Linked DNA regions of Homo sapiens: region 2 is linked to region 1. A link is a loop called in an ENCODE intact Hi-C map of the cell type or tissue named here. Cell type or tissue: IMR-90. All regions are shown on one strand.

The links. A loop is a pair of places that touch in the nucleus more often than their neighbours do. Peaks named below come from ENCODE experiments on the same cell type or tissue, not always from the same donor. Only the 100,000 strongest peaks of a DNase experiment are listed, where the experiment ranks them.
Region 2: a loop joins it to region 1, with 3 times the contacts of the local background. A loop is called at or near these places in 3 of 110 quality-filtered maps.

Annotation. Positions count from the first base shown.
Region 1 is chr11:103,322,467-103,330,466 of GRCh38, forward strand. DYNC2H1 (dynein cytoplasmic 2 heavy chain 1) reads left to right here. Exons shown (of 89, transcript NM_001377.3): 82 at 1,420-1,524. Among named protein-coding and RNA genes, the nearest start is that of DYNC2H1, 220 kb to the left of the region's middle. In IMR-90, a CTCF peak has its summit at 3,677 (motif pointing right); a DNase peak (open chromatin) is centred at 3,695; H3K27ac peaks cover 337 bases.
Region 2 is chr11:103,198,689-103,206,688 of GRCh38, forward strand. DYNC2H1 (dynein cytoplasmic 2 heavy chain 1) reads left to right here. Exons shown (of 89, transcript NM_001377.3): 49 at 540-788; 50 at 1,358-1,466; 51 at 4,975-5,088; 52 at 6,134-6,276. Among named protein-coding and RNA genes, the nearest start is that of DYNC2H1, 93 kb to the left of the region's middle. In IMR-90, a CTCF peak has its summit at 3,559 (motif pointing right); a DNase peak (open chromatin) is centred at 3,553.

The sequences.
Region 1 (8,000 bases):
CCTTCTAGTTACTACCTCTCCCACAAAGGGTACATTATACTTAACTCTAACAGCCTAGTTTTCTTGTTTTTGTGCTGTTTATATAAATTATATCACGTGGTATATATATATTTTTATGTACAAGTAAGGGTAAATCAGTCTGAATATGTAACTGCCAGTTACTAGTCAGCATATCACTGTATAGTTCTAGATAGACAGAAGACTCTAGCCAGTCTAGACAAGATTTCATAGCTATTTTGAAATAAGCAAAGTGTATAACTCTACAAAGAGTAAATATTTTTAAATTTATAGGATGACTTATGACAATCACTGTTTAGCTTTCTAATTGAGTTAGATGAAAGACACTGAATGTTTCCCACGATAATACATGCACACATATATGCAAACATACACTCATGTACATGTACATATACATTTATACGTATATATTGTGATTGAATACCTTGAGGAAGTTTACAAATGCTAAGCTAAAGGATTGGAAGAATTTCAAAGAACAGCATGACTTTCCAAAATGTGACATATTTACAGGCCCCGGACTTCCTGGAGTCCAACTGTCTCCTTGGAAATACTTCAGGGTCAGCTGCCAAGGATAAGAACGGATGAGGGGAAGTCAGAGGCCAAGTCTCCCATGCCTACTTCAGCAAACACGGTTTAGATGCACGTGCAGTACTTGCCTTAAAATAACTTCTCTTCATGAAAACAAAACAGTTTCCATGTTTAGGCCAAACTGAATAAGTGTTTTTGCCTGCACTTAGTTTTTGATTTAAAGTCATGAGTGAGTAACTGTTGAAATGAATGCTCAACAAGCCAAGCTTATTCAATGTGTAGGGTAATTCTTAGGATGAAATGATAGGATTATCAATGCATTTTATCACACCTCACCAGCAAACTGAAGACTAACTGGAATTGCTCTATTATAAAGCAATTTACAAAGCAGTGCTTCTACACGTTTACAAGGTTTCTCTAAGTTAAAAAGAAACAAAAGTAGATTGCCTGAATATATAAATATATATATATATATATAACTGCTTAATTTAACATGAGCAGAACTGCACTCTGCAGATTGGTCTTTGGTAAGTTATAGGAAAAAAATTACAGAGCTATCCTAAAAACATCTAACATGGTAGCTTACATATAGTAGGCATAATCACTCAAATATGTTGTAAATAATTCGGAGTCCCTTTGTATGTGGGAGTTATGATAAGAAAATATAATATCAAATAATTGAAGTGTGAAGAAGTATTAATGACAGAATACTTCCCACAGATAACTGAGTTAATATCATACAAAGTGAGATTTATCTAGAAAATAAAAATACAAATAATAATTGAACATTTCAAAGTATTCTTTCTTATTTCAATGATTGTAAGTTCAATCTTTATTTTTTAAAAAAACTGTTTTTCACTTCTTTATATTTAGGACTATCGTGCTGTCATTGAGAAAATTCCAGAGGACGACAAACCTAGTTTCTTTGGTCTGCCTGCCAATATCGCTCGCTCATCTCAGCGCATGATCAGTTCTCAGGTAACCTAAAAAAAAGATCTACCTTCAAAAAAAGTTGCTAGTGAGCCTGAAGGAGACAAAATTAAACTTGATTTAGTACTGTAGACCCCACAAGCTTTATTTAAACATTTTATTTTCACAACACATTCCAGTTTTACTTTAAATATATTTTTTAAAATATTTGATTTTCTGATTTTTTTTCTTTTTAAACTTTTATTTTAGACTCAGGGGAAATGTGCAGATTTGTTACATAGGTAAATTGTGTGTCGTAAGGGTTTGGTGTACAGATTATTTTATCACGTAGGTAATAAGTATAGTGCCCAACAGGTAATTTTTCGATCCTCCCTCTCCTCTCACCCTCCACCCTCAAGTAGGCCCTGGTGTCTGTTGTTCCCTTCTTTGTATCCATGTATACTCAGTGTTTAGATCTCACCTATAAGTGAGAACGTGGTATTTGGTTATCTGTTCCTGTGTTAGTTTGCTTATGAAAATGATCTCCAGCTCCATCCATCCTTGCTGTGAAGGACATGGTCTTGCTCCAGCTCCTTCACTTCCTTGCTGCAAAGGACATGGTCTTGTTCTTTTCTTATGTTGCATATTCCATGTTGTCTATGTATCACATTTTCTTTATTCAGTCTACCATTGATGGCCATTTAGGTTGACTCCATATCTTTGCTATTGTGGGTAGTGCTGCAGTGAACATTCATGTGCATATGTCTTTATGGTAGAACCATTTATATTCCTTTGAGTATATACCCAATAATGGGATTTCTGGGTCAAATGGTAGTTCTGTTTTAAGTTCTTCGAGAAATCGCCAAACTATTTTCCACAATGGTTGATCTAATTTGCATTCCCACCAGTGGTGTGTAAGCATTCCCTTTTCTCTGCAACCTTGCCAGCACCTGTTATTTTTTGACTTTTTAATAATAGCCAGTCTGATGGGCATGAGATGGTATCTCATTGTGGTTTTGATTTGCATTTCTCTAATGATCACAATGTCAAATATTTTTTCATATGTTTATTGGCCGTATGTATGTCTTCTTTTGAGAAGCATCTCTTCATGTTTTTTGCCCACTTTTTAATGGGCTTGTTTGTTTTTTGCTTGTTAATTTCTTTAAGTTCCTTATAGATTCTGGACATTGGACCTTTGTTGAGTACTTAGTTTGCAAACATTTTCTCCTATTCTGTAGGTTGTCTGTTTACTCTGTTGATAGTCTCTTTTGCTCTGCAGAAGCTCTTTAGTTAGGTCTCATTTGACAATTTTTGTTTGGGTTGCAATTGCTGTTGGCATCTTTGTCATGAAATTTTTGGGCCAGGGCCAATGTTCAGAATTGTATTTCCTAGGTTGTCTCCCATGGTTTTTATAGTTTTAGCTTTTACATTTAAGTCTTTAATCCATCTTGAGTTGATTTTTGTATATGGTGGAAGGAGTGGGTCTAGTTTCCATCTTCTTCACATGGCTAGGTAGTTAACCCAGTACCATTTATTGAATAGGAAGTTCTTTCCCCACTGCTTGTTTTATGGACCTTGTCAAAGATCGTCAGATTGTTGTAGGTGTGTAGCTTTATTTCTAGGCCCTCTATTCTGTTCTGTTGGTTTATGTGTCTGTTTCCATAGTTCTCTTTGTGGAGATCTTTCACCTGTATACTGCTGTTAATACTTCTGATTGTATTATGAAATTCTTGTAGTGAATTTTTCCATTCCAGAAGTTCAGTTTGGTTCTTCCTTAAAATGCCTGTTTCATTTTTGAGCTCTTGGATTGATTTACTGGATACCTTGGATTCTTTGGATCGGATTTCAACTTTCTCCTGAATTTTGTTGAGCTTTTTTGCCACATTCTGCATTCTACGTCATTTCAGACATTTCAGTCTCATTAGGGACCGTTGCTGGTGGGCGGGGGATGGGCGTATAGTGGGCTCCTTTGAAGGTAAGGGGACACTGGCTTTTTGAATTGCCAGAGTTTTTTCTCTGATTCTCATCTGGTGGGGCTGGCGTTCCTTTAACTCTGATGCAAGTTGGGTGCACTCAGTTGGGTTTGGTTTGGGGCGCTTTCAGAGGGCCAAGGCTCTGTACAGTGTCTTTATTTGTGGGTGAATTCTTGCTCTTGGTTTCCGGCATCTATTAGCAGAATAATGTTTAGTGTTGTAGTTTGGGCTTCAGTCCAATAGATGGCGCTTAGGAGTAGTGGCTGGTAGATAGGCTCTTACTTAGCCCTGTGGTTTTTTTGTTATTTCCTTGTTTTCGCAGGCACGTTCTTGGGAGTAGAGGGAGGGGCGGGGAATAAAATCATCTCACCAGGGCCCCGTCCTTGGCTTTGAGTGAGCCTCTTCTGATCATTGGCTCCTTCCCCGGGTTTCTTTTGCTATGTGTTCGGGGTGGTTGGGCTCCCTCTGACAGGCTGCATCCGGGAGATAGGCCGGCCATACGCTTTCTGGGCCAGCCCTGTGGAGGGACGTACGAACCGCCTCTGTGCTGGCCCACAAACCTGCACGTCCCACCCCTCTCAGTGATCTGAGGGTGGGCGCTTCTCCCCAGCTCCAGTGTTGGCCGCAGATCTGGGCTCGGTACTCCTGAGCTGCAGACCGCATTCCGGGGACACTGGAACAGCCCTTGGCTTGGGGTCAGACTCTGGCAGCACTGGGGGATCTGAAGTGCCCCTAGGTTACTTGGAAAATACTCAGATAGTGCGGAGCACTCAGGCAGGGCTGTGGAGGCTGCGTTGTGCACACGATCCTGCGGGGTGGCTATGGAGGGGCTCGGCAGTGGGAAGGCCTGCAGAACAGATGTGCCCCAATCCTGTGGGGGAAGCCAGCCTGCTGTCTCTTGGCCTGGCAGTCAGCTGATGCTAGAGCCTCTAGGAGGGTGATGAGGACCCCTGGGGGAATGGGCACTTAGGGCCTTACTCTACTACAGCTGTCCTGCACACAAAAGCTCCTGAGCTCCACAGCAGCTGAAGCACTGTTTCTGCCTAGTCTCCAGGCAGATCCTCCACCAGCTCACACATCCATGGTGGATGCGGGGTCCGCTGAGCTAGGATTCCATAGGTCCAAGGTGAGGGTGAGATGTCCCTCAGTCTCCTCACTCATCACTTCCTCAGGAGTTGCTTGGGGCCGGGAACAGCCCCGAGCATTATGTTAAGGCACACAGGGTTCCAGCTTCCTCCCGCTTCACCCTGAGCATCAGCGTCACTTCTCCATCCACTCTCGGTAGTGTTTTCTTCCCCAAGATCTGCCCAAATTTTGTTGGATTACTTGATAATTTGGTATCTCTCAGTGGGAATGGTTCTTCCTGGCTGCATCTAGTTAGCCATCTTGTTCCAGCCCTCTCTATTTTAATGTTTAAACTCAAGTTCTACCCAAATACATACGTGTGTGTGTGTATAATACATATATTTGAATATTCACATAAAATTTTACAATACTTAAGCAAATAAGGTTAATATAATTAAAAGGTTATTAAAAGAATAAAAAGTTATTTCATAGGCTCCAAAAAAGGATTTGCTTTGGGAACCTTATCAATAGAAGTTCAAAACCTTCTCTTGAAAGTTCTATTATTAACAGAACATGGCTTCTGCAACTGCTAGTCTCAGTATCATTCAGGTTCTAGGGGAATCTGATTTAGCATAGTTTGGATCAATTATCTAATGAAGGTAATAGGGTAAGATAGAGCAGATACAGCCTTAGAGACTTAGAGATACAGGAGAAGAAATACAGAATGTTCAGCATCTTCATCTTACAGGGAGGCCAAGCAAAGCAGCTACCTATATACAGAACTTATTTTGCTCCTGGGCCATTGACAAGAGCCAAGGATGTGGGGGTCATCTTGGTACTGCGAAGCTGTAGCCTTAGTTTCCCACCAATCTTCTATTTCATGTTAGCTACAAAAGTCCAGTGCTTGTATACCAACACACAGCTCCCCAGGCTAAGTGGAGTCCCAAGGAACAGGGGTTTCATGACAAACTAGGCAGATAAAACATTCCACCCTTATCTTAACTACGTAGTTTCTAAGGAAATAGTACTATGAGAAGATAGACGCCCATGTTGTTTACCCAGATTGTCCTGATTCAACCCAGACTTCATTTTACTTTTTACTCACTCGAATATAGCAAAAAATTATCCCAAATTTATCGTAATATGATCTAATTTCTACTAGTTTGTCTTGCCTTAGTATTCCAATTTTTATGAATACTTTTGGGATGAAACGAAGATAAAATTCTTCCTAAGGTTTTTTGGTTAACACTTATTTTCTTATTTGTATTTTAACTGTCAGTCTGTTTCACTGCTTATTTACTTGAGTACTTATTTTTTAATTACCATTTTTTACTTAAAAGGGTTTCACAGTGCTTCAATCATTTTAACGTTTTATTTTTCAAATTATAAAGATGTATATGCAACTGAACTAATAGAATTTATATATTTAGAGATTTTTTTCATTCCAAGCCACATTTAAACACCCTTATTTGAAAGTAAATATTCAGATACTACAAAGTTTGATTTGACACCATGCCTGTCAATGTACTTAACAAAAAGTAGATTAGAAAACATTATTTATCATGCACAAATTCAGGGATATAAGAACTGATATTGCATCAGGTATTTGATGATTTGGGCTTTTAAGGACAGGCTAATGCCAAAGTTGTATAACCAATTTTGTACAAATATGAAGGCCAAAAATGAGTACATACATTCAAGGCAATGACCACAAGTTGTATCTATCTACTGCAAATTGTTGATTATACTTATGTACAGATGCTGTGTGTCAGTAGTTAGCAGTTTTTTTGTTTTTGTAACCTGCTGCAGTATACACACCACATGGCATTCTCAACCACATCAGCTAATACACTCTTTTCCTCAACTTTTCCACTGTTATAATTACCGTAGGGATGTTACATTAACCAAAATGTGAAAGTCAAAAGCAAGAGACTTTGGGTTTTGTTTTTGATGGTGAGGAGGGGGAGAGATAAATTTGATATGTTAGTTCGAATTGCCCATGCAATAATGTTTATTTGAGTTGCCATAAAATATCTATTTGGAAATGTCTAGTAGGAACATAGACTAAATAAACGTAGGACAGACTTCAGATGTAGATATGATAAAAAAGATTTGACAAAAAAGAAGTACATCTGTGACAGAGGAAGCTGTGAGAATTAGAGATTGATTGCTAGGAAGGATGAAACAGAAAAGAAAGATGCCTGAAGGTAGTATCCTGGGAAATATCTATGATTAACACATACTTGAAGATGGGAAAATCTTTGAAAGAATTTTAGCAAGAGTGATCTGCATTCAGAAAACAAGACAAGCAGAAGAGCTTTAAAAGAGAGTCTTCAGGTGATGGGAGGGAGTGATGCTGGTTGTTCAGGGAGTGGAAGAGGAGGGCTAAGTTATAAGGAATTGGGCATTATTCAGTATTTCAAAATCTTTTCTAGAATCATCTCTGTAGAATGTTGGAGGATAGAAATCTAATTGCAGTAGTTTGGGAGGGAAAGTGGGTGAAAAAGTGATGCAAATGAATATAGGTGATTAATTTAGGAAGTTTGACACTGACCAGAACCTCTGTCTCTGCCAATAAAAGTTAAAGGCAAAATGTAAGTAATCTAATGTGAATACAAGATTCAGGGAGAAATTGTTATTACTGATGTTAGAAGAAACTGAAGCATGTTTTTTTCTGTACTCTCTTACAGGATTCTGAGTTATTCAAGGGTAGAGCATGTATTTTTCTTCTCCTTTTCTTTTTTTTGTTGTGGGGTGGTGTGCCAGTACCTGTTTGCTGATGGTACCCTTAGTGTCCTTGGTACTTTCTATTAATGAATATTGCTTTTGTTTTAAAGATGTATTTTACATTTAAAGCAACTATAAATATTGTTTGAGTTGATTGAAAAAATATCTTAAAATATTTTTGCTATTAGCGTTTTTGGCTATAGGTATTTCAGTATTTCTTTATATCTTTTCTAGAATTACTCTTGCCACTGCTTTTGCTTATTTAAATTCTTCGTTCAATACCCAGTCCAAAGCTTATCCTCTCCTGAAGTATTTGTATTGATCCTCTGGTATTTTTTACTTTTATTTATCTCAGCTATCCAACATTATTTGCCTCTAATATAATATTAGAATAGGTTTTGGAATGTAAAGGTGAATAAAAATAGTCCCTGTTTTGAAGGAATTCAGTTTAGTGGGGAGAGAAATGTGTAGAAAAAGTCCCACTGCCACGTAAGTGGTAAAATAGAAACATGTATTCTACTAAGTTTGTATCTTGTGAATTTATATCTGAATAAATATATGTACTTTTCATTTCATTGCTGAAGAAAAACTTTTTGCATGAATTAGATCATTTGTGTTATGTTTGTACGAATTTGTGCAATCAAGACAGTTTGAGTAAATGAGAAACACTTTAAAATTAAGCTAAATTAAGTTCTTCTGAAGAAATCTTTAAAGCAGAAATTATACTTCTCTTATAACTTCAGACTTAGTAATGTTTGAAATTTTGCTTCTTTTAAATTA
Region 2 (8,000 bases), 120 kb before region 1:
TTGAAGCGTTGAAAGTTGTTAAATATGTAAAGTCTAATTTTCCTTTCTCCCTTCCTGCACTCTATCAGGTAGTCCCTGGCAGAGCATGGTACCTGTGTTAGCTTTTGATTCATTCCCAAGCAATGCGAAAGAACAAACATTCACAAAAGATTTTTTAGGCACTAGATTTCTAGAGTTTGGGGATTTTTTTCATGGTCTATGCACACTGATTCATGACAACTGATAAAATTTGAGCAATTTTAAAGTTTTATAATTAACCTGCTATCTCATGCTGCTTTTTATTAGTGTAGCAGTGACCAAAAGTAACTGATTTTCACGGACCCTTGAACTTGTTTGACATGAGTTTTTCCTTAGAGAATGCCAATATATTTATCCAGGATTACCAGACATATAAAATATTGAGTGTGAGATGATATGTAGTCACTTTACTTTTTTTCTTGAATGTATCAAAAATATAATATTTTAACCTAGGTAAGTAACATTTTTATTATGTAATTAGGGCTTATATTAATTATAAAATATTCTGATTTTTTTAAAAGGGTCTTATTCATTATGGACGAGATAACCAGAATTTAGACATTTTACTTTTCCACGAAGTCTTGGAGTATATGTCTAGGATAGATAGAGTGCTGAGTTTCCCTGGAGGTTCACTTCTATTAGCAGGACGCAGTGGTGTAGGTCGTCGGACCATCACTTCTTTAGTCAGTCACATGCATGGAGCGGTCCTGTTTTCTCCAAAGATTTCCAGAGGATATGAACTGAAGCAGTTCAAAAATGATCTCAAACATGTGAGTTGCCCACTCTCTTTTGCTTTATTTGGTTTTAAATTACATTGGTTATTACTCTAAACATCTTTAAAGACCTAAAGGTTTAAAGAACTAAAGTTTTAAAGAACATCTTTAAAGAACTAAAGTTCTCTGTTATACAATGTAGTCTTTATTTTAATTTAGATTATTTTTTCCATGATTATTAGAAAATTACATTTTTATCTATAGACAGGAAAGAGAATACTATTAGAATTTCTAGGAAGCAGATACTCCAGGTCATGGGATGTTAGACAGACATGAATGGTAAACAGAAGGATGGAATTTACATAGGAAATATATGAGTAGAGATAAAAATGATCTACTTGTTTTAATTTTAATGGCCTAGCTGTAAAATAATTAGTATTTACTTAGGGGTTGGATTTACTTTCCAAATTATGTGGCTAAAGTTTGATTTTTAATTATTAAAATGGAAATAAATGAATAAATAAACACATGATACTGGCATACTTTACATACAAATACAAAATGTTAATTTTTAACTGTACCAAAAATACTTAAAGGGCACTAAAAAATATTTTCTGATTTTGCAGGTGCTGCAACTTGCAGGAATTGAAGCACAACAGGTAGTTTTACTTCTTGAGGATTACCAGTTTGTACATCCTACATTTTTGGAGATGATCAATAGCCTTTTGTCTTCAGGCAAGTGAACAGTTTCTTTTCGAAGAAAATAAAAATAATGGCATAAAAATTATCCAAGTAAAATTATCTTGTGCAAAATTTATTTGTTTTGGAGAACTTTTGGCATAGTTCTTACTTAGGAGACATGGTGTTAAACATGCTCATGGCAGGAGAATTGAGAGACTCCATTTTTATAAAACCAATAATTTAAGACATATAAAAATTGTTAATATTGAGTATTGGTGAATATTCAGAAAAATTGACTTTTACATATACTTTTGCTGGGTTATTATCTGTTATAACCTTTGGGAAAATTATCATCTAGGACTTATTAAAAGCTGTGCCATACTCTTTGATGTACCATTCTATTATCTGTAGGAATTTAACCCACAGAAATAAAAGAAGTAGTATGTAAGAAAATAGGTAGTATAATTTATAATCACAAACATTTGATAGAACCTTCCTATCAGTAGTGGCATGGTTGTATAACTATATAATAGTATGGCCTTAGTATGGATATATGAATATACATATACTCCAGATATATGAAATTCCACATAATGCTACACATTAGTGCCCACATTTCATGTGTCTGGAATATAGTTGCATTCATTAACCTGGAAAAATGCACATTCTCCTTCTTCAGTTGGATATTACAAATCAAGTAATAAGTAATCTTGTTTGTTTGCTTGTTTGTTTATTTATTTATTTTGAGGCAGAGTCTTGCTCTGTCGCCAGGCTGGAGTGCAGTGACATGATCTCGGCTCACTGCAACCTCCCCCTCCCAGGTTCAAGTGATTCTCCTGCCTCAGCCTCCTGAGTAGCTGGGATTACAGGCATGCGCCACCATGCCTGGCTAATTTTTGTAATTTTAGTAGAAACAGGGTTTCACCATGTTGGCCAGGATGGTCTCGAACTCCTGACTTCAGGTGATCCTCCCGCCTTGGCCTCCCAAAGTGCTGGGATTACAGATGTGAGCCACCGCGTCTGGCCAGTAATCTTGTTTTTTAAAAGAAGAAATTAAAATTATTTTTAAGGAAAAAAGGAACTTATATGTACTTTATGCATCTGTATAATAGAAAAATACCACTTGAAAGAGGACTATCTTAATACAAATACTCTCTAGAAATTTATGGCTAAGTGGGCTCTCTATGTATCTGGAATTCTATGGATTGTAGAGATATTTATTGTTTTATGTTTTCAAGATTTCTATGGTTTGAAAATCATTACTTGCATTTTGCCTCTGAGATAAGTTCGAGTCTTGTTTTTCCTCTGAGATATAACATGAAGCACTGTCCATTTATATTCCTCAGCATTTCTCACCCCTAATTGCACGTTAGAATCACTAGGATAATTAAAAACAACAACAACAACAACAACTAAAAACGAATTCTTTGCTACTACCCTAAATCCATTGAATTAAAATCTCTGGGGTATGGTGGGAGTATCATTTGGCTATTGTGACTCCCTAATTGAGTCTCTGCAACCTGAACTAAGAACTGTTGCTACTCTTCTCCTGTGGCTCTGTCCCCAGCAAACTGTGGTACTCTCCTGCTGTCTGTGGTGTTACCTGACCTTTTTGGTGTCTTCCTGGGGAGGACACTTGCGAATTCCTATATTTCTTCCTTTTTTTTGAAGAATTTATGAAGTTTGTTAGAATATTTCTATGAGTAATCACTGTTAGTGATTGGGAGGAAGTAGCTTAGTTTTAAACTTGGATCAAGAGTGTTTTGTTATTTAAGTACAAAATAAACCTTAAAAACTAGTTTCAATTGTATGGGTGGTATCACTGTGGGGATCAAAGGACAAAGTTATATGAACTCATTTTCAACTCAGTTTTCAATAAATACTTGCTTTGTATCATGCTAGTGCTCTGAGGAGAAATTTTCTTCAGAATTTAACAGCTTTGGTTAAATAATAAGTAATATTTAAACATTAGTGCCCAGATGAGAAATACAGACCAGGATGCTCTAATTAGACAAGTGGTAGATCCATTTCTGTTAAAAAGTTGAGGGATAATGGCTTAGTGAAAGTAGTAGTACTTGAGTGGACTTAGAGCGTTCCATCTTTTGATATTTAAGGAATACATTCCTGCGTATTGCTTCAGTTGTCACTAGATGGAGACATTGTTCATTTTGGCTGATGAGACCAGAAACACAGATTTTTTTTTTTTTTTTTTGGAAAGCAAACATTCAGATAAGCACTAACCTAATAATCATTATTTTAAGACAAATTGGTCTTTATTATCAAGATATAATCGTAAAAATGAGAAGTCAAATCTTGGCATTTTATTTTCAGAGGAGGTATTCAGTAGGCTTGGTTTCTTTTTTCTATTTCAAATTCTTATTCCCTAATGTGTATAATATATAGATAGAGCTGACATTTTTTGCTAAATTTAAGGAATCAAAAATATCTTGGTATGTCTAAAATTTGAAGAAAAACATATACAGATTTATGTGTGCATGTGTTCAAGTATGTACAAGCTTGTGGGGTGGGGGTGGTCTGGTGCCTCTTAGTTGAACCTAAAGAAAAGTAGGGATCAGACTGTGATGGGCCTTATATGAATGCATTATTTTGGATGTGTAGCAAAGGACTTTTCACTTAATGTTATAGTTTCTTGTGAATTGTAAACATATTGGCTTAACAAATATTTATTAAATGCCTCTTATATGCAGGACCAAGTTTTAAATACTGTTACAATTTGTAGAAGTGAACAAGATGTGCTCCAGGCCCTCTATCTTTAAGTCTGTCTTTAAGACTAAAGTTGTAGTCTTAATCAACTTTGATTTGCCTTTCATCATTCTATTCATCATCATGATTTGGCCTGCATAGTAGCAGGCCATGGACCAGTTCTTCTGATTTCTAGTACAAGTTCATCTTTTCATTCATTCATTTATGTAAAACATATTTTTGTTCTAGATACTTAGGTAAGAATATTCTAGGGTTAAATGTTGAACATTGTCAAATATTTGTCCTCAGAAATTTAAAGTCTAATTGGAGATAAGAAGGAAGTAATTCATTATTAAATGATGTGATAAGTGCTAAAAAGTGATATATTTGAATAGTATGTGAAAGAGAAAGAGTGTTTAATCAGCATATGGGCAGTCAAGAAAGGCTTATGGGCATAGCAGTTAGGGAAGTAGCATCTTGAAGGATAAGAATTTATTGGGTATCAAGATAAGGGGCAGAGGATGACTGTAAGTATACATTCCAAGAAGAGAGAATATTTTGTTGTGTTTATGGAACACAAGTTTATTGAGGCTAGAGTACAAGGTCTTATGGAGGAAGATGGAAAAATAACCAGTAAAGGTAGACAGATGGCTAGTGTATGACTATTTTGAGTGGTTTGCTTAGGTGTTTGAATTTTATCAAATGAGGGCTATAGATAAAGATTTGTGAGTCAAGTAGAGGTAATAAAGTTTGTATATTTTTGGAAATAAAGATTGAATAAGAGCAGATTTTTAAATACAAAAATTGAAAAAGCATCATTTATTAAAATGTTTTCAATTAGTCTAATATTTTTCTGTAGGTGAAGTTCCTGGACTCTATACTCTTGAAGAATTAGAGCCCTTGCTGTTACCACTTAAGGATCAAGCTTCACAAGATGGTTTTTTTGGACCAGTCTTCAATTACTTCACATATAGTAAGTGACATAGAATTCATTAATCAAATCAAACTGGTTTGTATGAAATATATATCATTTAATTTGCCTTATTTTGTCATTAGATTGCAAAGGTATCTTAAATCTTTTTTCTGGAGCTTTTAGAAAGTAACACCTAACTAGTGGATAGGCTAACCTATAATAAAAACACCTGTATTAGTCTGTTTTTCCACTACTGATAAAGACTTACCTGACACTGAGCAATTTACAAAAGAAAGAGGTTTATTGGACTCACAGTTCCCACATGGCTGGGGAGGCCTCACAATCATGGTGGAAGGGAAGGAGGAGCAAGTCATATTTTACATGGATGGCAGCAAGCAAAGGAGGGCTTGTGCAGAAAAACTCCTGTTTTTAAAACCATGAGATCTCATGAGAGCCATTCACTATCATGAGAATAGCATGGGAAATACCTGCCCCGCTCCATGATTCAATCATGTCCCACCAGGTTCCTCCCGCAACACGTGGGGATTATGGGAGCTACAAAATGAGATTTGGGTAGGGACACAGAGCCAAACCATATCAATACCTTAGCAAAATTTTAGCAAACAGGAATGATGAAAGTATGGTAATGTTCTTTGGAATATTTACCTTGCCTCCTTTGTTTCATGTGGTGAAATTAGTGCTGCTTTAGTACCTCCTGTCTTAAAGAACTATTGAACCATTTAGATTGTGCCAGACTTCATAGTTTTAAAAAACTAGCCTTTTATTCTTATAGAAACAGTTTTATATGCACTGTAGAAATCCAAAATTGAAATAAGTAAAAAATGAGGCAATAATCACACCACCCAGACATTATGACACTTACATTTTTCATGGACATTTTTCTGAGTCTTTTTTCTTAACATGCACATACACAAATTTATAAGTGTTCTTTTAACTAAAATAAAAATCATAACATAATATTGTTTTATATTGTGCTCGTTTTAAGAAACAACTCCTACTATTTCATTTGAGAAAATTTTGATCTCTTTAACCCAGACCACGTATAGATTGCCTGATTGTATTATTATTCTTATATATTTCTTAGGAATTCAGCAAAACTTGCATATTGTCTTGATAATGGATTCTGCAAATTCAAACTTCATGATAAACTGTGAGAGTAATCCAGCTTTGCATAAGAAATGCCAGGTGTTGTGGATGGAGGGTTGGTCCAATAGCAGTATGAAGAAAGTAAGTTTAACAAATATTAAAAAATTTAAAAGCACATTTTATTTTTGAAGTTATTGATTTTCACAACTTCTCTTTGGTGTTGGTTATAACATCACCTTAATTATGGCACCAAACATCTCTTATGTTTGGAAATGTCTGTTTTCTTCGTACTCTTGCATCATAATTTAGTTGAATGTAGAATTTTAGATTGAGGATCATGTTCTTAATTAAGGACCCCAGAGACAACTATACTTTAAAATTTTATGGCTTTAATTAACTAGCCTATTACAGGCTGTCCTAGATTTTTAAAAAATCATAGCAAGTATTTAACAATTAAAGAATTTTTAAATCCTTAAAAAATATCATCACTATGCTGTGTGTTTGGAGGGGGATGAGTTAAATTGTGAACTCATAACACTATCTTAACTGGAAGCCTCTTATTTTACCTCATTTGAATAAGTAATAATTTCAACATTGTTTGTTTAAATGATATTCATATTCTCAATCACTAATTTCTTTATTTTTCTATAAGAGAAGTATAGTTTAATGCCTGCCATGATTCAGAGTAAGGAGTGTAATTGGAGATAAAAGACATGGTTTACAGATGAGGTAATATTTTAGTTACTGAAAGATATTTTAGCTTGAGGAGGCCACGTGAATAAGAGGCATTCATTAAGAAGTAATTATTGGGTGCTTAGTAAGTACCACTGTTCTATATATGTTGAGGACATAGCAGACGAAAAAAAACCAGAGAGAAATCCCTGCCCTCATGGTGTTTACATTCTTCTCAGGTATATCTGCGGGGAAAGCTTTCTAGGTGAAGATCCTGGGTAGAGAGCATGTCTGATGATTTTGAGGATCAGTAAGAGGCAACTTCACCTGGAGCAGAGTGATTGAGGGGAGAGTTGGTGAAGATGATGTCAGAGAACTAAGAGGAAACCAGTTAGGATGGGGCTTTGTAAGCTACTACACTCTATAGGATTTCAGCTTTTCCTGAGAACTAACTTACTTTTGGATGCTTTCGAACAGAAATATTCTGACTCATTTTTTAATGGGATTACTGTAGTTTCTGTGCTGAAAGTAGACTATAGAGAGCAATGGTTGGAGCAGTTACAAATGATTGCAGTAATCCAGAGAGAAAAGGATAGGTTGGGCTAAGGATGTAGTGGTAAGGTGGTGAGAAATGGTTGTATTCTGCATACATTTTGCAGTAGAAACAACAGGATTTGCTGACAGATTGTAATAAGGTGTAACAGAAAGTGAGGGGTCAATGATCCTTCTGAATATTTGGCTTGAGCAACTAGAAGGATGAAATGACTATCATTTGAGACAGAGGATACTGTGAAAAGAACATATTAAGATGAGACTATGAGGCCTTCAGTTTTAGATGTGTTAAATATGAGATACCAGACATTGAACTTATAAGTTTGGGAAGGCATTTGGAAATATAAGCCTGGAGCTCCAGGGGTCAGGCATACAGAAAAAAATTTGAGGAATTATCAGAGTGCAGGTGATATTTAAAGCTATAAGAATGAATGATATCACCAAGAGAGTAAGAATAAACAAAAGAGAGCAGCAATCCAAGACTGAACCCTAGGGCACTTCAACATTAAGAAACTGGAGAGATGAAGAGGAAGAACCAAAGGACACTGAGAAGCAGCTGCTAGGGAAATAAGAAGAAAACCAGACAAACATTATATTTTAAAAACCAAAAGAAGATAGCATGTCAAAGGAAGAAAGTATGA